Linked DNA regions of Mus musculus: regions 2 and 3 are each linked to region 1. Evidence: chromatin loops called from intact Hi-C (ENCODE). Cell type or tissue: gastrocnemius. All regions are shown on one strand.

Region 1 (8,000 bases):
CCAAAACAGGGTTTCTCTGTATAGCCCTGGCTGTCCTGGAACTCATCCTGTAGACCAGGGTGGCCTTAAACTCAGAGATCTGTCTGCCTCTGACTCTGAGTGCTGGGATTAAAGGTGTGCACCACCAAGTCCAGCCCCTTTGTTTGTTTGGCTGGTTGGTTTTGGTTTTTCGAGACAAGGTTTCTCTGTACAGCCCTGACTGTCCTGGAACTCACTTTGTAGACCAGGCTGGCCTCGAACTCAGAAATCCACCTGCCTCTGCCTCCCGAGGGCTGGGATTAAAGGCATGCGCCACCACGCCCGGCATTGTTTGTTGTTATTTTAATCAGTATATTTAAAGAGAAGCACCTAGGGGCTGGAGAGATGGCTCAGTGATTAAGAGCACTGATTGCTCTTCTAGAGGTCCTGAGTTCAATGCCCAGCAACCATCTGTAACAGGATCTAATGCCCTCTTCTGGTGTATCTGAAGACAGCTATGGTGTACTCATAAATAAGTAAATCTTAAAAAAAAAAAAAAAACCTATATCCTACTTCTAACAACCAACTTCTACTCTGGGGCCTACAGAAAGAAGCCCAGGGTGGTGACCAGCATCTCTTCGGCTTTAATTCTTCAAACAGAACATCAAGAACTCAGAAACAGCCAGCACAAACAGGAACCACTGTCACCAGAAATGGTGAGAATAGAGGTTGGAATGGAGAAATGAAAGGTTTTGGTGGAGTTTAACACAGGAATTGTGATGACTTTAAAGTGGCCAGGCTAAGATGGGCAGGTAAAGCCCTCGGCACAAGCCCAGCGACCTGAGTTCAAACCCCACATCCCGTGGTGAAAGGAGAGAACCAACACCTCCAAATTATCTTATCTTTCTTTCTTTCTTTCTTTCTTTCTTTCTTTCTTTCTTTCTTTCTTTCTTTCTTTCTTTCTTTCTTTCTTTCTTTTTTTCAAGACAGGGTTTCTCTGTGTAGCCCTGGCTGTCCTGGAACTCACTCTGTAGACCAAGCTGGCCTTGAACTCAGAAATCTGCCTGCCTCTGCCTCCCAAGTGCTGGTATTAAAGGCGTGCACCACCACTGCCCAGCTAAGAATAGTTTTCTTTCTAGCAACAGTACAACAGTTTATTCTTTTATTCTCTACTCCTGTATATCTTCTTCATAAGGGACATGTTACTGGGAACCCTTTTGTCATTCAACAAGTTACATCTTGTCACAATGTGTCCACATCTTTGTCATGAAAACTTTCTGTAACAGGTCTGGTGGGCTGGCTCAGCTGTTAAAGAGGGCACCTGCCGCTCTTGCAGAGACCCTGTTCCCAGCACCGACATTACAACCATCAGTAATTCCAGTTCCAGGGAATCCTATGACCTCTCTTGACTCCTGCAGGTACCAGACATGCACATGGCAATTCTGGAGTGCATGGTGTAGGTTAGTGGTAGAGCACTGGCTTAGAACATGCAGGGGCCGCAGAGTTCTATTCCCATTTATAATATATAAATACATCGGTAAATTGTTCTAAGATACCGAAGGAGCTTCAGGCACAGAGACAGCAATGAAGAATACTGCCCTTCCTCCAGGGCCTTCCATTCTCTCTGTGTCTTCTGTGGTTTCCTCTTTTGTTTATTTGTATTTTTTTAAAGATTTATTTATTATTATATCTAAGCACACTGTAGCTGTCTTCAGATGCACCAGAAAAGGGTGTCAGATCTCATTACGGATGGTTGTGAGCCACCATGTGGTTGCTGGGATTTGAACTCAGGACCTTCGGAAGAGCAGTCAGTGCTCTTAACCATCTCTCCAGCCCTCTTGTTTGTATTTTTGAGACAGGGTCTATGTAGCCCCATCTGGCTTTGAACTCAATATTTAGACTAGACTGACCTCAAACTCACAAGAGCTCTGCCTCTGCCTCCCAAGGGCTGAGATTTTAAAGAGCGCGCCATCTTGCTCAGCACTGCCTTTGAGGAAGTGGTTCTCGCCTTGACTCCAGCCTGCGTCAGGTCTTGTCCTTGACAAGAGCCTCTTGCCTTTCTCTGAACTATATAGTCTTCACGCTGAACTCAGCAGCGCAGGGGTCTGTTTGTCTCATCTTTGACGTAAGACAGAGAGGGATTAAAGCAAGGTGCAACAAGTCCAAGACAAACTCGGACTGAACAATCCTCCTCGTGCCGTCTTTCTAAACCATCCAGCCTTCTTTGGCCTTTTCAGATCCACACCTCAATCTAAGTGAGATTCAGAGGAGCCAGCTCAGCAAAGTAACATGTTAGCAGCATGTTTCATAGTACTGTGTGTATGTGGGGACCTGACATAAGGTTGAAGAATTAAATGCACACATTTTAAAAATGCAAGGTCTTTTTTTTGGTTGGGAGATTATTAATGACTGCTTCTATTTCTTTAGGGGATATAGGACTGTTTAGGTCATTAATCTGATCCTGATTTAACTTTGGTACCTGGTATCTGTCTAGAAATTTGTCCATTTCATCCAGGCTTTCCAGTTTTGTTGAGTACAGCCTTTTGTAGAAGGATCTGATGGTGTTTTGGATTTCTTCAGGATCTGTTGTTATGTCTCCCTTTTCATTCCTGATTTTGCTAATTAGGATGCTGTCCCTGTGCCCTCTAGTGAGTCTGGCTAAGGGTTTATCTATCTTGTTGATTTTCTCAAAGAACCAGCTCCTGGTTTGGTTGATTCTTTGAATAGTTCTTTTTGTTTCCTCTTGGTTGATTTCTCCCCTGAGTTTGCTTATTTTCCTGCCATCTACTCCTCTTGAGTGAATTTGCTTCCTTTTGTTCTAGAGCTTTTAGGTGTGCTGTCAAGTACCCCCAGAGCTTGTGTCTCTAGCTGCATATGTAGCAGAAGATGTCCTAGTCCGGCCATCATTGAGAAGAGAGGCCCCTTGGTCTTGCAAACTTTATATGCCCAAGTACAGGGGAAACACCAAGAAGTGGGAGTGGATGGATAGGGATGGGGGGGGGAGGGTATAGGGGGCTTTCAGGATAACATTTGAAATGTAAATGAAGTAAATACCTAATAAAAAATTGGGAAAAAATGCAAGGTCCTCTTTGACTGCATGAAGGATTCCAGGTCACCTTGGGGTAGGAGAGACCCTGACCCCACCCCACTCCCATTGTTTTCAAGCCACTGTCTGCTCACAGATATAGTGAGTGCCCTAATACAAGAGATATGCTAACAGTCATGAAGACTGGAGGCAAACAAAACAACAGGGAATGAAGGGTTAAAAAAATACAGCTCTTAAATTTACTTCCTGCCAAGGGTTTTCAAAGTCTCTCGGGGAAAGATGTGCTGTGTGAAACATTATCCCAGGTTCAGGCTCTGTTAGTTCCAGTAGAAGTGGGAGGTGTAGCCCAGTATATTGCTAGGTCCTAACAGACCACCTTTAGCTCCAAGTTGATTGCCCCTCTAGGACTAAGGTATTCCACGTGGGGAATGTGAGATTGTCCACAAGGGGGCAGTATGGGATCATAGACGAAGTTCAGCTGCAGCGGGCAAGCAGGCCAACTAATGGCAGCTCTGCTCCCTCCCTTGGGAAGATCCCACACCCATCCACCCAGCAGCCAGCAGATTCCCTTCTGACAGACAGATCTGCAGATACAGCCTGAGGACTTTAGGTTGGTTCCGATCACCCTGGACTAACGACTCCTATATCTTTCCCCGGAGAAGAAAAGGCCAATCCCTGGGCAGCGCTGGGCACAGCTCTGGGCCACTTTCAGGTTTCCCAAAGCCAAGTCTTCCAGTGGTTAAAGGGACAGACTTCAATACTTACGTTTAAATTCTGACTTCCACGGGCTAGAAGAGCATTTCCCCTCACTGAACCTCGGTTGGCAGCACCCAACACTGAATGAGCAGGAAGCTGTCCAGCACCCAGGCTAGAGGCTGAGGGTCGGCTCTAGATGTAGCACAGCGGCTGGGGTCAACCTGATGCCCTGGGCACCCACATCACGGCGGGGTAAACAGGGTCCTTCTGGAGAGCTTATGGTCTAGGTACACACTAGGATCCAGGGGTTTGTTTTCCTTGAGGCCATGCAAGAATACCAATGACATCCAGGTGACATAAAAGTCCCTGGCTTCTCTGACCAATGATTTACTTGGAATGTCAGGAGTCTGGAGTAGGGGTGGCTTTTCTGCTCCGACTCTCCTTGCAACCTTCAGCGGGCCCATAAAGGAGGTATGTGTTATGTGTGTCCGGGGGAGGGGGACAGGCTCCCACCAGCTCAAGTCAGGGCTGGGTTGTTGCTCTGGGAAGATGGGCTGGCAGGTGAGAACCAAGCTCGCTCAGAGTTAGAAACTGAGCAGAGGGGAGGGCGGGAGGGGAGGAATGGATGGATGAGGTGAGCTCAGCAAGACAGGGCAAATCCCCGAAGTGGCTCCCCTCTCCCACCTCCAGACACAAAAGGAGGGTAAGGCGACTCTTTTTTTTTTTTTAAAACAAAGAGTGTCAGGACAGGAAGACTGAAGCTCTGAAGCTGCAAGCTGAGAGGGACACCCCTCTCCTTTCCCTCCCCAGCAGCCTCCACTGACCCCAGCAATGCCGTTGCCTTGACAACCACAACCCCCTTCCAGTTCCCCTTTCTCCTGTAACCCCTTCTTGTCTGGATTCCCATCTCATCTTCTCCCCCCCTCCATCCACCTCCCTAGCCCAGGCTAAAGAGGGGCCCCCGGGGGGGGGGTAGGAGAGGGAGGACTCTGTTCACCAAGCAGCCCTGGGGTTAAAGCTTTGACTGCCTCCCTGGACCTCCCCTCCCTGGGGATCATCTGGAAGGCTCTTGGAAGGGGAGAGAGGGCAGGATGATGTGACCTTTCAAAGAATTCCTCTGAATGGATGATGGGACTATCAAGGCCCAAAGACTAAAAGCTTCAACTCTCTGAGCTCCAGCCCTCTTGCCTGAGGCTGTGACTCGGGAGCCTCCCTTGCCAAATTTAGGAAACCGATCCGAAGCAGGGGCCTGAAGATCAACAGCTCAGCAGCTAAGAGCACTGGCTGGTCTTCCAAATGTCCTGAGTTCAATTCCCAGCAACCACATGGTGGCTCACAACACAACCATCTGTAATGGGATCCTATGCCCTCTTCCGGTGTGTCTGAAGAAAGCAATAGCATATATTTTATATGTATATGTATATATACATATATATATATATATATATACACATACACACACACACACACATATATATATATGTGTGTGTGTATATATACATTTAAAAAAAAAACAGGCCTTATAGGTGGGGAAGATGAGACAGGGAAGGAGGTAGTTCTAGAGGCTGATTAGCGGGAGATCTGCAGGGATGCCCCTGAACTCCTCATGTGTCCCCTAAAAAAGGGGATGTGGCAGTGAGCGCTGGGACTCCCATCCCAGCACTGGGTAGGACACTCAACCAACTATCCAGGGAATGCTAAACCTTCCCACTTGCCTCAAGCTGGGGAAATTCTTGTGACACTGTAGGTACAAAGGGACCCTCAGGTGCCACCTGGCAGATTTGTAAGGCTTAAGTCCCAAACTCATGTCTGACTGGCAAAGCACTACTACCATCACCAAGTGGCTGGAGGCTGTGGAACAGGGCACCCAGAGTGGAGAGGTCGGGCAGAGAGGGAGCAGGAGATGGAGAAGAGGCCTGGGAGCCCCCTTGTGAAAAGGCAGGTCTGTGGAGTCAGACAGAGGGAGGAAGGCGTAGCAGGGTGGACAGAACAAAGGCCAGGTGCTCCCTACAGTCCTCCCAGCTGATCCAGACTTCTTCAATCCGTTACTGCATTTTTGAAACTCTAGAAAGCTGGCAGTGTGTGTGTGTGTGTGTGTGTGTGTGTGTGTGTGTGTGTGTGTGTTTCTCTGGGAAGCTTTGCATGGTTATGATCGGACCTTGCTACACTCACTGGGACTTTTTGATTATTCTATAATGCAATTAAGACTGAAGTTCAGGAAAGCGAACTGAACTTTTTCTCCCCCATCAAACTACTCCTGGACACTCTCCTGGGCTTGAACTCTAAGGACAGCTTGAGGAAGGAAGTTGATGCCTTCTCTGTAAATGGCAATCAGGTAGAGCGAGCCAAGGCAGCAGTGGCAGCTGGGAGATGTAGAGTCCTCTCATCCCCAAGATGTCCTCCCCCCCATTCCTGTCATTAGGAAATTCTATGCATTCTCATGCACTCTCACATTGCCAGCATCCTTCTCCAGTAGCAAATATCTGACCCCACTGTGGGGGCTTGTGGTGAGGTCTCAGGATCAACTCATTCCAAGCATCTTCAGGACCCTGACTCAGTGACTTGCTCACACGGGTGCTCTCTAACCCTGGTTAATCCCTGTCCCTTATGCTTGACAGTTACTTTGGCCTCTGCCTCTTGGTAACTCTTCAAGACCAGGAGCTGGCAGCCAGAGTCAGCGCCTTCTCATCCTTTCTGATAGTTCACCCAAAAGACAAAGGGTGACTTGAGCCCTACATGGTGTTATGTACCTGTAACTCCACTGTGCTCAGGAGATACGGAAAGACCAGAAGTCACAGAATCTAGGCTATCAGTACGTTTGATACAGACTGGGCAAAAGAGAAGAGAGAAAAGAAGGAGAGGGAGAAGAAAAAGGGAAGAAGAGGAGGAAGGAATGAAGGAAGGAAGGTGGGGGAATGGATGGGTGAATGGATGGATGGATGGATAGATAGATTGATGGAGCAGAAACCCAGACAAGGCAAAATATAGGCTCCTCTGCCCTACCCCCAGATCTCCCCTGATGGGAGGAGAGACTGCCAGTCCTCTTGATTTGGGATAAGGGTGTGGGCTGGGGTGGAGGCTGGAGGAGGACCGGTGGATTGGGCTGAAGGCCAGAGGCTGAGAGGTGGCAACAAAGGGCATATGGGGACCCCGGCACTCTTAGCAACGCACAGCAGCACTGGGAGCCAGCGCGAGAGAGGACTGTCTCACCGACTGCCTCCCGCCTGGCACCCAGCCCGCGCAGCACTGGTTTTAATCGGTCGCTTTCCGCAAGCAGCTCCTGGAGGCGCGGGGGCGGCTTCCCCTTGACTTGAATCTCCTGAAGGAGGCAGTATGGCTAAAAATAACTTGAATCGCTGCGGCTCCCACCCTGGCGCAGAGGAGGGGCCAGGGGGTGCGGGGGCGGCATTGTAGGGAATGTGGCAGCAGCCAGGAGGGGGTTCCCTGAAAGGAAGCCGAGAAGAGTGCGTGCTGGCAGGTGGGAAAGGGTGCAGTCTGCAGAAGGGAGCGGGGTCCCTTCTCATTTCCCTCTAGCCTCCAGGCCTACGCTTCGGGGGCTGGGCTTCTGGAATAGGGCTGGAGGCAGTTAGCTATCACCCCTGCTCATTTGTATTGGGGTGACAGGCCTGGCTGAGGTGTGGCATGGGGACTCTTTGCAACTGCATAGTCTGTTTGGACAAGAGCCCCCCCCCCACCCCCCCATGCACTCTGGCTTTTTGCCTGGAATGCAGGTCTACCAGGCATCAGGCAGAGGCCTGCATCTGGACTTAAGTTCCTTGTGTGAGACACTGAACCCCAGCATCCTTGTCTGAAAATTAGGTGCGACTATGAAACCAAGCGGCGGACTCCGTCCCCACTGTGCAAGCCATTGTCTCACCTGTCTATAGTGCGTCAGGCTCTTCTGCCAGTTGAAGGGGCTACCCTGTGACCACCCTTCAGAGCTGGAGTCCTCTGGAAAACGGCTGGGGAACCCACAGGTTTGTAGAGGGTAGACAGTGGTGTCTGAAGACTGGGACATGTGTGGTATAAGGTAGGCACAGAGACTCCACTACCTGCAATGATGTTATCAGAGCCATCCCCAGCTCCATATACCAGGGCCACTGGGACACATCAGGGAGAGGGAACACAGCTGGCCTGAAGGCAAGCCCCAAGGCAACTCAGCAAGAGGGCAACCTGGTAGTCACCTGGAAAGGGGGTGGGGCACTGAAGCACTCCAGGGTAGACTGGAATGAAGATGTTGAAGCAGGAGCAGGGAAATCAACATCCTAACTAGCCTCCATGGAGCACCCTTGGGTGCTCC
Region 2 (8,000 bases), 210 kb after region 1:
CCTTGGAGGTAAGTGCTACCCAACGCTGACCTACTTGGCTGTCACCTTCTCCTTTGGCCCTGGTGACTAGAGCTGGTTCTTCAAGCTCAAAGCCCCAGAGACCCTGGAGAGACATTAAGCCCTGATTCTGTCCCTTTAGAAACTGCCCACTGCTCACAACCTGCCTATCCACCTGCTGCCTGAGCTGACATCATCTCTAATCTAGACTCCCCCCCACACACACACACACGTCCTGCTCAAGTCCCCTGCAGCCTGTCCATATTGAGCCCCTGGAAAGGCTTGTTCAAACCTTTCTCTCTCTCTGTGATGGTTTGTATATGCTTGGCCCAGGGAGTGGCACTATTAGAAGCTATGGCCCTGTGGGCATGGGCTTTAAGACTTTCATCCTAGTTGTCTGGAAGTCAGTCTTCCACTAGCAGCCTTCAGATGTAGAACTCTCAGCTCCTCTGCACCATGCCTGCCTAGATGATGCCATGCTCCTGTCTTGATGATTATGGACTGAACCTCTGAACCTGTAAGTCAGCCCCAATTAAATATTGTCCTTATAAGGGTTGCCTTGGTCATGGTGTTAGTTCACAGCAGTAAAACCCTAACTAAGACACACTCTCTCCATATAGGTGCACAAATATATGGAAATACATATGTGTGTGTGCATACGTGTGTGTTGCCTGCATGTATGTCTAAGTACCTCTTGCTTACCTGGTATCTGAGGCAGTCAGAAGAGCATGCCAGATCCCCTGCAACTGGCACACACAGCTGTGAGCCGCCATGTAGTTGCTGGGAATTGAACCCAGGTCTTTTGGGAAAGCAGCCAGTGCTCTTAACTGCTGAGTCATCTCTCCAGTAGCCTCTGTTCAAATACTTTCATTCTGGGTCCCTCCTTTGCCCAGATCTATAAAAGTAACTTTATTCTACTCTATTAATTGTTGGCTTAGAGGATTTACTGCCTGCCCATCTGCTAACCTAGGCCTAGTCCCGGAAGCTTCTAGCCTCTTTACAATCTTCTTGTCTAGGTCTAAAATGTTTTCAGCCTCTGAGACTTGCTGCTGAATAAGCTCACCCCTTCTAGTTCTTTCTGAGAGCTGGCTGGCTGACTCAACTCAGCTGTTCTGGCTCAAACTCCTCTCCAAGCTCATTCGATCTAGCTTCTCTCAATTTCTGATTGAGATGCTCTGCTTGGCTTTAAACGAACTTTGGCAATATGTTCTAATCTTCTGGCTCCTTCTCATTCTCTGGATCGTTCTGTCTTTAATGTTCTGTCTCTGTAAAATTCTCCCCATAAAACTGCCTCCCCCTTTCTCTCTGATGCTTTCTCTCGTATGTAGCTTCCCTTTCCTCTCTCTTCTCCTGAGAGTTGGGCCTATCCTAGTCTGTCAACTCTTTCTCTGATTCATCACTTTGTCTGCCACTCAATTAGCCATCACTTTCAAACATGGGTGCTTCCTTCTACAAACTATTTTACCTTCATTATTTGTGTAAAGGTGTGTACTAAGGGTGTGTCTGAATCTCAGCTAGAGGGATTAAAGAATGTGCTAAGGACTGGGCCACACCACAACTAGAAACAGGTTTTTGTTTTTTGTTTTGTTTTGTTTTGCTCACAATCTTGGGGTTCACAGTGTGATCAAATATCCTGCAACACAGATCCTTCCATAACTATCCCGAGTCCTAGTCACTGTCCATGCAGTGGCTCTGTGTGCTCTGTCCTTCCACTTCTCCCCAGTACTGCATCACATAACACCCCTCAGCCCTTCCCACCGTATGATAAGTAGGTACTGTGTATAACCAATCAATCCTCCCCACCTGTAACCCCAAGAAACCTCTGAGGAAAGTCGGGTAGCCTGTGGCCAACTTACAGGTTCAATTTCCTCTCTCCAGAAAGAACCCACCCACAGGTGCTTGGAACTCCTCTTTATGTAAATGAGGTACCTCCACTGTAGCCAATAATGTATATTCACCCTGAAAATTCCTACCCGCTCCTCAAGATTATATAACCCTTGCTCACCCCAACAAAGCTGAGCTGTCTCACTGACGCTGATCCTGGACGTCAATCTGCTCAGTGTATCCCCGACATCTGAGCCCTCCCTTCCCCTCCTGCTTCCTTTGTCCTTGAGGCCAGTGGTCAGCAGCCTCTCGGTAGAAGGAAAGTCACAATCCCCCACGTGATCCAGTTTGCCTTCTGCCTTTACACACATCACCCTCGCTCCGTGGGGGCTTTTCCTGACCCTCTGATGAACCTCCCAGCTGAGCTCCACACCCATCCTTCCATCGAGGATGATGTAGGAGAACAGAGTTCAAGGCCTGCCTGGACTACATAGGGAAACCCTGACTCAAAAGAAATATAGACAGGGGGCTGGAGAGATGGCTCAGCGGGTAAGAGCACTGACTGCTCTTCCAAAGGTCATGAGTTCAAATCCCAGCAACCACATGGTGGCTCACAACCATCCTTAATAAGATCTGATGCCCTCTTCTGGTGTGTCTGAAGACAGCTACAGTGTACTTAGATATAATAATAAAATAAATCTTTTTTTAAAAAAAGAAAAAAGAAATATAGACAGAAGTAAATAAACCTGCCAGCCTAGATCTGGCTCTCCCGAGCACTGTGGCCGACCAGCCCAGATCTGGCTCTCCTGAGCACTGTGGCCGACCGGTTTTCAATTTGCATAGCATTTTTCAACAGCTACCACTCTATATCAGCCACCCTTCCTGCTTGGTTGTATACTGTCTTACTCTCCTGTTGAAATGTTCGTTTCTTGAGGATAAAAACTTCCATCTGTGTCTGCAGTGCTGCTCGGTATCTGCTGAATCTATGTACTGCCCACAGCACTCGGCTTTGGATAGGCAGTCTGGGTTATCTTTGAGTGAAATTCGAATGAATGAATGAATGAATGAATGAATGAATGAATGAATGAATGAATGAATGAGAATGAATGAATGAATGACCATTCTCCCGAAAGTGGCAGGGTTCGACACCAGTCTCCTGGCTCTCCCTCGGCGGAGTGGATCTCATAGCAGGAAGGGTCCAAGGTACCAATAATCTAGCTGACTCAGCAGCGTGAGAACCTTCTTGCCCCCCTGAGAACCAGTATTTGGGCTGAGTCTCTTGTGGATCTTTACCAGGGCCCCATCTTTTTTGTCCATAATCCTAGGGGCTTTCATAGAGGTTGAAAAGGGACTCCTGCAATGGGACAATGTCCTGAGCTAGGAAAAACGACAGTGTCCAACCAGCAGCTGAATGTTTCTCCAGCTGTGACAGGAGGTGTTTCAACCACTCTTCAGAGGCACAGACTACACCCCTGGCTACTGCTGAGTATCAAACGTGGGCCCTTTCCCAGAGGTTAAAGGACTCCTCATGATCAGGGAATCAGCTCTTCACATACACTCATGATGCTACATTTCTTGGGAATAGGAAAAGAGGCCCGGAGAGGGGCACAGGGCACTGACAACGTGGTCAAGAACACACAGGACTGGAGACCCCCAGATACACTCTCTAGAATACCCACCATCCCCCAGTGCCTCGGTGTTGTGAAACCCCAGCTAGAAGGGCCCTTACCAGGGAGGTGGGAGCCAGGGGCAGCGCACACACCTTTCATCCCAGCACCTAGGAGGCAGGAAGCAGGTGGCTCCCTATGATTTTGAGGCCAGCCTGGTTTATACAGCAAAGCTCCAGGCTAGCCGGGGCTACATAGTAAGATTCTGCTTCAAGAAACAAAACAGAAAAACAAAAACCAGCAACAAAAAAATGCAACTAAACAAAAAATGTCTTCTTAGGGACCCATCTCCCGATTCCCCCAATCCTACATTATTGTCAGGGGAAATGGGGGCAGAAAGCTTGGAGGGCAAAATATCCCTTACAAAGCAGATGCAGGGACTGTGGGTGTAGCTCAGTTGGTACACTGCTTTTTTCAAGGCTTTGGATTTGATCTCTGATACTCCATAAACCGGACACAGTGGCACACACCTATAGAGATTCAAGATTATCCTCAGCCACACAGGCAGTTTGAGGCCAGTCTGGAGTCCATGAGATTCTGTCTCAAAAATCCACCCTACAAATGAATAAAACAGAGACAAAGCCAGGTATGGAGATGCACATTGGTACATCCAGCATTGGGGAGGCTGAGACAGGAGGACTGCCTTGAGTTTGAGCTCAGCCACAGTTATGTAACAAGACCCTGTCTTGCGAGCTGGAGAGATGGCTCAGAGGTTAAGAGCACTGTCTGCTCTTCCAGAGATCCTGAGTTCAATTCCCAGCAATCACATGGTGGCTCACAACCACTGTAATGAGGTCTGGTGCCCTCTTCTGGCTTATAGGCATAAATGGAGGCAGAACACTGTATACATAGTAAATAAATAAATCTTTAAAAAAAAAAAAAGGAAACCTGTCTTGAGATAGAACACAAAAATATTAAGAAGAAAAAGTAAAGATGGAAAAATCTGACTCCAGATTGAGGCACGAGCCCAGGGAAGCCAAGACTAGTGGAATCTGGTTTAGTCCAGAGGTAAAAACTCGGCTAACTCTGCCAGGAGCCGGCTGTGTGCACCATGGCCTCAAGATCTCTAAGAATAAATCTGCAAGGTTTTCTTTTGTGTTTTTGAAACAGGGGTTTGTTTGCTATGCTGCTCAGGTTGGGCTCAAACTACCACTTTTTTAAGCCGCTGAGTTTGTGGTAACTTGTCACATCAACCACAGGAAACAGAGACACCCAGATCTTCATAACCTCATGGGTAGGGCTTCTGTCCTTACACTCAAAGCATGCCACACACCTGAGGCCAGGAGTCCATCAGACCCCCTCTGAACGGGGAAAGGCACCCAGGCTCAGTATTGATTTAAAAATATTTTATTCTTTACAAAATACAGCATTCAACCATCCCTTCCTGTGACATCTGGCCCCTGCCAACCGTCCCCACCCACTGTAGCCAAAGGCTTTTGGGCTGGGCTGCAACCACAGCACGAAATTTTCTGGAGGCTAGGTTTGTGCCAAGGTGGGGTTTCGCCAGCCACCCTGTACACACAGATGAGAGGCAGGGACAGTGACAGGGCAAGGTCACACAGTGCTGGTCCAGAGGCAGGCCCTCAGATATGGTCAGCCACCTGCCCTCCTTGTCCCACAGGAAAGCAATTCCTTAGAGCCCAGGCTGGGGAGGAAGGAAGTCCAGGGGTGGCAGAGTGGCAACCCTGTAGTCCACGTGCCCGGCCCTGTTCCCAGTCCAGACACCTAGCTGTCTTCCCCGTTCTCCCCGGGGCCCCGGATGAGGCGCTTGTGGCCCCGCTTGCCCCCGGGGCCTTTGGGCTTGGCGAACGCCTGCTTGAACGCGTGTTGCTTGGGATGTACCTCGTCATAGAGGAACTCAGCTGTCAGCTCTGCTCCATCGCCGATCTCAATCTGCATGGGTCAAGACAGAAGTCACCACTATATCCAGGGCCCAACACATACCACTCTCAGGGAAACCCCACTTCTGGAGTCACTCTTGATATCTGTCTTCTCTTAGGTAACCGCAGGATCTACAATGCAGGGTCTGTTACCCCACTGGCCTGAGTCACCTTCTCCTAGCCCCATCCCCACCAGACCTAGGAAAAGGAGGTGGTAAGGCAGTCAAGCCTTGGGCTTATGTGTGCCTTGGTTTGCCCTGGGCCTTAGGCTTTCCACCCATCCAATACTGCAGCAGTGAGTCTTGCAAGAACATAGGACTCCAGTGGAGAGTAGAGTGCTGGGACCCTGGGAACAGGCCGTACCTTCTTAGCTATCTCCAGCTGGAAGTCTTGCTCTACGGAGTCAAGGAGGCGGCTCTTGCAGCTGGAGTAGAGCATCCGCTCCTTGATGCTGCACTTGTACCCGGGCATGGAGTAGATGAACACTGGAGGGGATGACGTGGTGAGGTACCTGCAGACCTCCCCTAGCAGGCCCAAGCAGTGGCTTGTCATTGCTGCTCCCTGCCCAGTCCCTGTCATGGCTACTCACCCACAGATTCAAGGGCATCACCCTCATGAGTATGCTTGTATAGGAAGAAGTGGTAGCGGGCAGCATCTCGAGGAATCCGTGAGGGCAGCTGGGCCACATTTGTGGGTTCTGTGTGTACCAGCTCGATGGTCTCCCGTTCCAGGTCCAGCTTCTGAGGAGGAGCAGGGGAGGTATGAGGGTGCCAGTGTACCCATAAGGAAGCAGGATTGTTGGGCGGGTAAGAGTGTTTGGGGTCCCCATCTCTAGGGTCCCCTTCTCAAGGCTGGACCTCATCAGACTGCGGGGCTTATTCTAAAGAGTCCCTCCAGCCCCAACTCTGCCCCTTTTGAGGATTCTGCTAAAAAAAAGAAGCTCCCACTGAGATCCCTGTCTGAGGTGTCGTGGGGGGCCTTGACTTCAGCAAGGCACTGCCACAGGTTGACTGTCAAGAGACAAAGCCCCAGGAAAGTGTTGAGAAGGGAAAGGCATTCTGGGGCAGAAGGACTCTACCTGGGAAAGAGAAAACTCAAAAGAGCTACAGAGGAACTCTGGGATAGGACAGGGTCAGTCCTGAGGGCCAGTGTAAACCATGGTGTCTATATGTTGTAAAGATGTATAGGGCCACACGCTTAGAGGGTATCTATTGTGATTAAGACCTGGGGGCAGGCAGAGGAGAAGAGAATAGTATTATCTTTTTTTTTTTTTTCCAAGACAGGATTTCTCTGTGTTGTCCTGGCTGTCCTGGAACTCATTCTATAGACCAGGTTGGCCTCAAACTCAAAGATCCTCCTGCTTCTGCCTCTTAAAAGGCATGCCCAACCATGCATGGCTTCAATTTTTTTTTTTTAAGAAAAAATTGAAACAGGGTCTGGTATAGATTAGGTTGACCTTGAACACGCTATGTATGGATGACTTTTGAGTTTCTGACCCTCTTGCCTCTGCCCCCAGAATACAGAGATTACAGGTGTGTGCCACCACACCCGGCTTTTTGTGCTACTGCTGAGAATCAAATACAGAGTCTGGTGTATACCAGGCAAGCACTCTACCAACTGAGCTACAACATCCCAAGTCTAGGAACAATGTGGATTAGCAGAACAGCCCAGGAGACGGGGATAGGACTCTGTGCCCACTTGCAAATACGTGTAACCAGGAAACAGGAGGAGCCCACAGTGCCTAGTTCGTGTGTGCTGGGCACGGCTGTGTACCCACCAGCTGGATATAGTTGACCGTCTTCTGTTTGAGTTGCTGAAGTGCCCTCTGGGCCTCAGGCTGCAGAGGGAAGGCCAGGCCCTGCAGCGTCTGGTGTTTACTTTCCACGCTGATCTCAGTCTTCACCTGGGGGTGGGGCAGTCATGAAGAAAACCTTTATCTATCCGTAGGCGGTTGTAGCCTACCAAGTTTAGGATCTCCCAACCCACATCATCCCGGGCACGCACCTCATTGATTCGGATCTGCTGGAGTTCTCTCTCGGCAGAAGTCAGTGGGGCAGGTGCGGCACACGATGACAGGTGCTTCTGGTACCCAGCCAAGGAGAGGTCATCCTGTGGGGGAGGGGCAGAGGTGTGAGTGGATACCCTGGGCGGGCGGGCAGACAGAAGCCTGCTGTGCATCTCAGCCTGCAGCTGCTAGACTCCCCATCCTCCCATTTCTTTTATTTGAGACAGAATCTTATGTAGCTCTCAAGCTACATAAGCTGCCAACAGTGACCCTGAACTGCCAGCACTCTCGGCTGTCTCCACTTCCGGAGTACTGAGAGTCAAACCAGGGTTTTATGCATGTCAGGCAAACGCGGTATCAGCTATGTATGGTACATCCCTGTGCCCGGCCCTCCTATATCACCCTGAGCCTGGCACTGAGTTGCCGTGACCCTCACACAATGCCTCACCCTCTGGTCCCCATTCCTTATTCTGGCTTGACTAACCTTTACTGTCCCGAAGAGCTCATCCTTGATGTGGCCGCCTCCAAACTCCTTCTTCACGGTGGCGCGTGTGGCTGCATATAGCATCTTCAGCCGCACCTGAGATGGGGCAAACTGTGAGGACCTATGGGCCAAGCTGCTGCTCC
Region 3 (8,000 bases), 120 kb after region 1:
GACTACCCAGCAGGGTTCAGAGGCAGCTCCATGACACCAGAACTCATATCCTGTCCCCTGTTGAGTCCCATGTAGGGCTGCCTATTGGTGAGACTATAGCAATAGTCCTGATATGGGCCTCAAAGCAGATTGGGGACAACTGGCTACCTTGAGTCCTGTTGAGCCCTTCACTTCCAGTTCTCCATTCTGTCATGCTGGCTTCCTCTACCCACGTGACTACACCCTAGACTCTCAGGCCCTGAAGCTCTGGGAAACAAGGCGGGTGTGTTCCCCGTTCTGAGTGGGGCTGAGGGACAACAGGCAGTTTGTCCAAGTTAGTTTCCTAATAACTATAACAAAAAAAAAATACAGGCAATCTCACTAGTCATCAAAACTACAATGAGATTCCACCCCAGTCCTGTCAGAATTGACAATAAGAAACAAACAACAAATGTTGGCAAGGATGGAGACAAAATGTCCACTTGTACTTCCCTGGTGGAAATGTAAGCGAGCAGCCACTGTGGAACTCAGAGTGGAGGCTTCTTAAACGACTAAAAGCAGATCTACTGTGTGGCCCAGCTCTGCCACTCCAAGTCCGCATAGCCCAGAGACACCTGCAGCCTTACTCACAACAGCTAAATTACAAAAAGAACAAAGCTATGTTGTTTGCAGGCAAATTGGTGCAATCAGAGTTGTCTGGATTAAATAAATCAAGGCAGTCTCAGAAAGGCCAATCCCAAATGTTTTCTCTCCTTTGCGGTTCTTATATTTACTATAAATTCATAAACTGTGTATATACATATAACATGAAAGTACAAGTTAAACTGTAGGGGCAAAGATAGTGACCAAGAGTGGGAGGAAGAGAGTGGAGAGGGCAGGGGGCAGGAGAAATACGCTCAATGCTTGCATGAAACTCTTTTTAATAATAATAAAATAGTAGTAATGTCAATTTTTCTTCCTCCTGATGCTAACCATCCCCCTGAGGCAGACAGCAGTAGCTTCCTAGGATGAGAACAGCTGTCAAGCAGCCCCTGCCACCAGCAGCCACCTGCATGATTACTTAGCCTTGCTCAGAGGACAGCATGGTTCCAGCTCAGAGTCTCACCTGAGAACTAGGGCAAGAACCGCCCACTCGCTCTGCAGGCAGTGAGCGCATGGAAAGGCCCAGCAGTGCTGGTCTCCCTGTAAGTGCCCAACAGTCAGGGAGCTGCAGGATAGAGGGCAGGATCCACACAGGACCCCAGCCTCACCATTCAAAGTGCTTTCTAGGCAGAAAAGGGATCGGCAGCAAGGAGAACACTGGGGCGACCCAGAGAGCCCCAAACAGCCCATAGCTCAAACACGGAACAGAAACAAAGCCTCCAGCCATGGTGGCTAGTCAAGGGAGAGATCCTTGGGGAGAAGACTGTAGGCACAATGTGGGCTACTCCAGAGGCAGTTCTAGTGCAGACTGGGCATGTGGTAGGAGAGATTCAGCCACTGCAAGCCCAGGACAGACCAGGAGGCTTCCTGGTTCTATTCTGAGTTCCAGCCTTGACTTGCTGGGGGTTTGGGCGAGCCGCTTCCTGTTGCTCAGGCCAGCTTCCTCCTGCCCAGGAGGCCACAGTGCTTCTCTGGCCCAGGGGGAAGAGAGGGTACATAGTCCATGGCCACAGAAGCTTAAAGCCTTGGGGTTTCAACCAAAGTTGAAATAAGTGATAGGTTTATCTAATGAGCCTTTATCAGCTATCATTTTTCACCCAGTTATTTATTTTACAAAATTAAAGATTCTTTTTACTCAGGAATACTGAATGTCCTTTTACCAACAAAGGTACTAAAAATGGTTGTGGCTAATGAACTTCCTCTCCATGGTTTAAGGGGAAAAAGAAAAAAGAAGTGAGACTAACCAAACCAGGGTCTTTCCCATCCGCCCGTCCCAGCTGAGCCCTCTAGGAACCATGTACGTGGGTCCTGTGATCGAAGGAAGGCCTGGCATGGGACAGGTCCTTGTGTGCCTTGGCCTACTCCAGCAGCAGCGCATGCCATGACAGTACCCCCACCAAAAGGGCCAGCATCCTGTACCCTAAAATTGTTCTGCTGCCTTTATGTCTCCTTTGTTCATTCTGGGTTGGCACCAAGGCTCAAAGTGTTATTTGGTAGACCATACCAGGGTTCCTTTCTCGTGACAGAGAAGCCTCCAGGCCCCCTCATCTCCAAGCCTTGTGCTGATCACTGTGACTATCTCAGAGTCACATGGCTCAAGACCTAACTGCCAAACCACTTACCAGAGTTCCAGAAGAGCTGGTTAGGGGTGGGGGCCTCCGTGCCTTCATGTCTCCATAATCAACAATGTCAAAGTTACTCTTCCAGACCATCACCTGCCAAGAGCAACAGGCAGAGGTGAGAGAGGTAATTGAATTAACCCCAAAGTTCTCAGCAGTAGTGGCTCCCACCTGATAATGCCAATTCAACTCTGGGCCCTGCCCCATATCCCTGATGAGGAGTCTCTGGGGACATTTGGCACCAGGATGGGGTATCACCATGTAGCACGATTAGATCTTAGCACCTGTTTGTCCCTCTACCCAAGTGCCATAGACGTCTCAATGTCAGAATCACTATTAAATCCCTTTGTTTCCTTTCCTTGTTTATCATGTCGACCTGGAAAGGAAGGCTTGAGGGTAGTGGCTTGCCCATGACACTCTGTGAAGTCATGAAGTCATGAAGATAAACTCCAGACCACACTATTGGACAAATGGCCTGACTCCAGCCCCTTACTGTGAGGCCTTAGGAGAGGGATTCAGCATTTGTCTTGTGCCCTCTTCTGTGAAAAGATCCCAGCTCCCACCTCCCAGAGCTGCTAGGAGGCTCACAGGACACAATGGGACACAGTCACTGGCATCATGGAATGGACAGTAACACACTTATTATTTTAAGCCCAATAAGTTTAACAATAAGAAAAAAACCACTCTTAGCCAGGTATGGTAGCATCTGCACTGGAGGCGAAAGCAGGCAAATCTCTGTGTTCAAGGCCAAGTTGGTCTCCACAGACCACCCAGCACTAAAGAGTGAGATCCCACGTCAACGTAGCTACACAGACAGACAGACAGACAGACAGACAGATAAGTTTGATTCCAACATAGCTACTATAACCTCTGTAACTCTAGTACCAGGGGATCCGACGGCCTCTTCTGGCCTTCACAGGCACTGCATAAATATGATACACAGGCACACATAGAGGCAAGGAACACCTATTCTCATTTCTAAAAGAAAGCTAAAGATACAAAAATAAATGTCAAAAAAAGTCTCAAATAAATAACTAACCACACTGTCTTCCAAAAGAGGATAATGCCTAAAAGCATATCACAAAGGCTGGGAGAGTCACCCTGCCAGGAAGCAAGAGCACTCCCTAGTGGTGGCTAGAAGCCATGGCAGCCGGGCGCTGCTGGCTTCTCTTTAGGGAGGGTGGCTCGGCCATCAGAGGAGGAATCAGGCAACAGTGGTGTCACACAAGAGCCACCACTCTATCACTCTAGAAGATGTGACATGTAGATGCCACCCCACTGGGACACAGCAATGCACATGACTCCTCCAGAGGCTCCTCACAGTTACCCACCACTGTTCATACCTCCCAGAGAGATGGGCATACAGATGGGTACCTCATCTGCCATTTTACAAACTGAATGTTGGCATACACATGCCACATGGACAAGATCCTTACATAACTGTGGAGACCTAACATTACCAACAACAGAGTGGCCAGCACGAAGGTAGACATAACACCAATGTCACCCCAGAAAAACAAGAACAAACTGTAAAAAGGTGAGGAATTGGCAGCCTCGCTGTCTGAGGAAAACCACAGCCAGCTTCTTGTGTCGGTGACTCTGTTTTACCCTGGCTTTTAGCATGCACATCTACTACCCAGTCAACTCGAGCGTCCGCCATACAGCTCTGCTTGTAAACTCACTGGAGGCTCGAGGCTTTCCATGGCCTTCCTCCTCTTTGGCTGATAGCTAAGACCTAGTGATGGAGTGGGAAGATACAAGCTGGCTCTTATGTAGGCTGTGGACAAAGAGCCTTTAGTTAACCTCTGCTTTACTGGAAAATCAATACATTTTACTGTAGCTGGGACTTACGGAAGGCCAACAGGACTTGTCTAGGCTGAGCACCCAGAGGATGAACATCCTCGGCAGCCCACCAGATCAAGCGTGTTGGTGGCCACTACTCTTTCCTCCACTGTGCTCGGACAAAGGGGCCTGTGTATGCTCTGGGAGACTGTTGACGGGTGCATCCCTCAGTGCTCCACACCTTTCCTGGGCCAGGCTCTGAGCTAGGCACCAAGGTCAGCGTACTTCCCTCCCCCAGCAGATAAGCCCGTGTGGTATTTAGCAGTCTGGGCAAAGAGGCACAGGAGTGACAGGATGAAGCCTCAGTGCAACTGGTGATGAGGTGGACAGGACTTCCTCTCTTCAGCTAAGGATACAGAAAACGCTGACCCTTTAGATGGGCAGTGAGCTGGGAAGGAAAAGGCAGCAGAGAATGGAGCAGAGGCTCCTGGGATAGGAGGCCCAGCAGTCAGATGGGCTTAGGGCCCATGCTGCCCTGCCACCAGCTAGGACTGTTTTCTCATCTATAAGAATAAAATAGGAAGACTCGCCCCACAGGACTCAGGAGAACTAAATGAGCTATGAAATCCTTGCCACACTGACGATATTACCAGATCTGCAGTAAGTAACCAGTAGTTCTTCACTGTTTATGCAATCAGGAAAAAAAAAAAACCTGAAAATCTAACTTTTTCACTATGATAATTAGTTCAAAGTCCTTCCAACCCATTCCAGTCTGACACACTTCCATGAGGTCACCCCCGAGGGAGCCTTGCTGGGAAGCAGCCAACACCTGGGCCCTGGGGGCCCCACCCACACTCCATCAGTTGCTGAAAGCCTCCAGCCTCCTATGGGGTTCGGATTCCTTAGGCCATTCTTTCTTACCTGCTCATCGGAGCCTCCAGAAGCGAAATACTCCCCCGTTCTTGAAAAGGCAACGGTGGTAGCAGGCCCCTAGCAGAACAAAGAGCAAAGGTCAGCAGGACATAGTGGCACACCAGTGATCCCAGTGCCGGGAGGTGGAGGTGGGGAGATCAGCAATTCCAGGCCAGCCTGGGGTACATGAGACCCTAACTCAATATATACCCTAAAACCCTCCCAAAAGGTCACTCTGAGTCTAACTGCACAGTTCCTGAGTGGCAGTGGCAGTGGGACAAAGGCCTGGGCACTCGTTCAGCACACGATCCTCCTCAGCCTCTGTCCCAGAAGCCTGCATGTGTTCAGGGACAAGAAGCACAGCTTGGGCCTCAGCCTCCAAACATCTCACTAGAGGCTAGGCTATGGGGTCAAGGGCAGGCAGAGGGGAGAGCGGGACACCCACCCTGGCAGTCTGGCCTGGCTGGCATCGTTTCCATAGCTTCCCCTGTGAGATTCACAGCTGAGATCAGCACTCACCTCTCTGGTGTAAGCCTAACACTGCCCTGCTGCAGCCCAGAGAAATGGGAGCCCCAAGGAGGAGCCAGTGGCTCGAATGAACAAGGCAAAGTCAGGGGTATGAACAACAAGAAGGGGGCTGAAGAGGGAAACCCTGAAGGTGCCTGGGTAGTGGACCAAATGACACCAATGTCTCTGCAATGCACATGCATTTTCCTTAAGTTTGGGCCTAACATTGGGTGATGTGCTGCTCTGGCTTCCTAGGGACTGACGGTCAGAGCGACCATCTAAAGGGGAGTGGCAAGTACATACTCAGCAGCACTCTCCGACAAGCACGCCCAGGTTGGGTTGAAGGGAGGAGCATCACGTTCTAATAGAGAAAGACCATTCCTCCCCATATGCCTGGAATCCATTCCAGAAAGATAAGCCAAGCAAGGAGCTGGTCACAGCCGCAGACGCAACCTTTACACGTCAACCTCCAGCGTCACATTTCCCATGGCAAGTGCCTGGCATGCTGCAGGCAAAACCAGGTCAAAGGTCGTCTCCTACATCTGTCACAAAGGTCATCTCAGCTCCTCTAGACCACCAGAGTGTAACAAGAATTGCCCACGCCGGGCAGTGGTGGCGCACTCTTTTAATCCCAGCACTTGGGAGGCAGGGGCAGGAGGTGGATTTCTGAGTTTGAGGCTAGCCTGGTCTACAGAGTGAGTTCCAGGACGGTCAAGGCTACACAGAGAAAAGACCTGCCCACAGCAGAGACCTTTAGCAGCATAGTCTGGGCTAGAGACTAGGGGAAGCTAGGGAGACTCCCTGCAGTCAGCATAGCTTAGGTTGGGAAGAGACCTCACAGCCATGAGCAGCTTCTCCTCGCCCAGGAGACAGGCAGGTTGAGCAGAGACAAGAGGGTACATGCCTGCTCACACTTCCATTTCTAGTTCTTTCTCTCAGAGGTGTTCAGAATGGAGTGAGAGACAGAAAGAGTCCCACATCAGCTAGCGATGGCTCAGAGCTCTGCACCTGCACTAACCCATCTCATCCCCAGAGGACGGTGTGTGCCTTTGCTACTGCAAGCTGGGGGAAACAAAGCCCAAGTGGATACAATACAAAGCCAACACCTACCTGTCACCCCCCTCTCCACACAAGTGGAGCCACAGGCTCCGGTGTACCCTATCCCTGGCAGCCCCAGGAATTCTAAGCTACGGTCAACTAAGATAACACAGACCCACTTTTACTGATAGGGAACACTGCCCACTCACATCCGTGAACAGTGAGTATCAAATACCAGGTGCAAGGCCTCCTGGTCCATGTGACTCCATTTCTGAGTAACACTGGCTGTACGTGCAGAGAGTGGAGCTGGGGAGTGTCCCTTCCAGTGGACAGGTGACAAGGGGTTACAAGCCTGACGGAGAGAGGTGATACACTTTCCAAGAATGTCTATCTGATTCTTCCCATCGTGGCCATTTCATATTTGGAAGTTTTTAATGAATGTATGGCAGTGGTAGAGTAAAATAAATAAATAAATAAATAAATAAATAAATAAATAAATAAATAAATAAATAAATAAATAAATAAATAAGACAACAAAATGCTTCTTCATTGTGAGGGGGGAAAACCCAAAGTGGTAAGAAAGAAACAGGAAGAAACCAGAGCACAGGGTTTCAAAAGCAGACCGGCCCCTCCACCCATCCAGAGCTCATCAAAGGCAGACCAGCCCCTCTGCCCATCCAGAGCTCATGGGAAGAGCGCCAGGAGGGGTCAGCATGCAGCCAGCACACGCACACGGGTGGCCCACTCCCCTTGCCTGTCATCACTCCACCACCAGATGCCAGGCTGGGGACAAGATGGCGGCAGCAACAGCAGTGCTCACTGGAGAACGCACCCCGCTTATAGGGGTCAGGGCGAGAGGCCAGGTGCTGCACTTCAGGGATGCACCCGCAGCCAGGAGGCTCTGTGAGGCCCACACTCCTCCCCAGCAGCACCTGTCTACTAAGAGAACTGCAAGACGCCTGCAACCAGGACCCTCTGCACCCCTAGAAAGAACAGCATTCCTCCAGTGTCTTGTTAGCTTGTCCAGAGCCCTAGGAAGCAGCCTTGGCGCTGAGTGCAGCCTGTGCTCCTCAGACTGCATCACCGGGCCATTGTGGCCACCTCTGTTTGTCAAGTGCAGGCCGCAATGTTTGCTTGATGACGAGATCACATGATGATGTACTTCAGACTGACTTCGCAGACCAGGCTCTGTTGCTGACCTCTGCCTGACCTCTGCTCACCTTGCCAGGCTCTTTCCTCCCTTCTTCAGCAATGTTCTACCTACTTGACTGCTCGCTGCTCCTCAAAGGCTGGGCCAGAAAAGGCCTCTTTCTCAGGATTCCTTGTAGAGCCCCCAGCACCAGCTCCTCGGTCATTCTCAATCATCCTTCATCTTCAATACACTTGTCTGTGACTCCACCTTCGCCAGATCCCGCAAGTTCCTAGTCTGTAATGCGCTCACAGACGTGCCCTCCCAAATTGCCAGTTTTGACTCAAGCTCTTCTTCAGGCAGTCAGTTATTTGGAAGTGAATGAATCTTCT

The links. A loop is a pair of places that touch in the nucleus more often than their neighbours do. Peaks named below come from ENCODE experiments on the same cell type or tissue, not always from the same donor. Only the 100,000 strongest peaks of a DNase experiment are listed, where the experiment ranks them.
Region 2: a loop joins it to region 1, with 2.0 times the contacts of the local background. A loop is called at or near these places in 9 of 42 quality-filtered maps.
Region 3: a loop joins it to region 1, with 9 times the contacts of the local background. A loop is called at or near these places in 38 of 42 quality-filtered maps.

What each region holds. Positions count from the first base shown.
Region 1 is chr9:106,417,457-106,425,456 of GRCm38, reverse strand. Gm33616 (a long non-coding RNA gene) reads left to right here and starts at 3,953. Exons shown (of 3, transcript XR_001779299.2): 1 at 3,953-4,171; 2 at 7,520-7,677. In gastrocnemius, CTCF peaks have their summits at 3,447 (motif pointing right) and 7,002 (motif pointing right); DNase peaks (open chromatin) are centred at 3,471 and 6,949; H3K4me3 peaks cover 1,311 bases; H3K27ac peaks cover 1,310 bases.
Region 2 is chr9:106,212,209-106,220,208 of GRCm38, reverse strand. Twf2 (twinfilin actin binding protein 2) reads right to left here. Exons shown (of 9, transcript NM_011876.3): 4 at 7,858-7,953; 5 at 7,373-7,477; 6 at 7,146-7,271; 7 at 5,958-6,108; 8 at 5,732-5,853; 9 at 4,822-5,381. The coding sequence ends at 5,214. Among named protein-coding and RNA genes, the nearest start is that of Tlr9, 6.4 kb to the left of the region's middle. In gastrocnemius, a CTCF peak has its summit at 4,310 (motif pointing left); a DNase peak (open chromatin) is centred at 7,468; H3K4me3 peaks cover 261 bases; H3K27ac peaks cover 348 bases.
Region 3 is chr9:106,302,277-106,310,276 of GRCm38, reverse strand. Poc1a (POC1 centriolar protein A) reads right to left here. Exons shown (of 11, transcript NM_027354.2): 8 at 4,944-5,012; 9 at 2,244-2,336. Among named protein-coding and RNA genes, the nearest start is that of Poc1a, 25 kb to the right of the region's middle. In gastrocnemius, CTCF peaks have their summits at 3,136 (motif pointing left) and 3,363; DNase peaks (open chromatin) are centred at 3,378, 4,843 and 7,213; H3K4me3 peaks cover 254 bases; H3K27ac peaks cover 1,848 bases.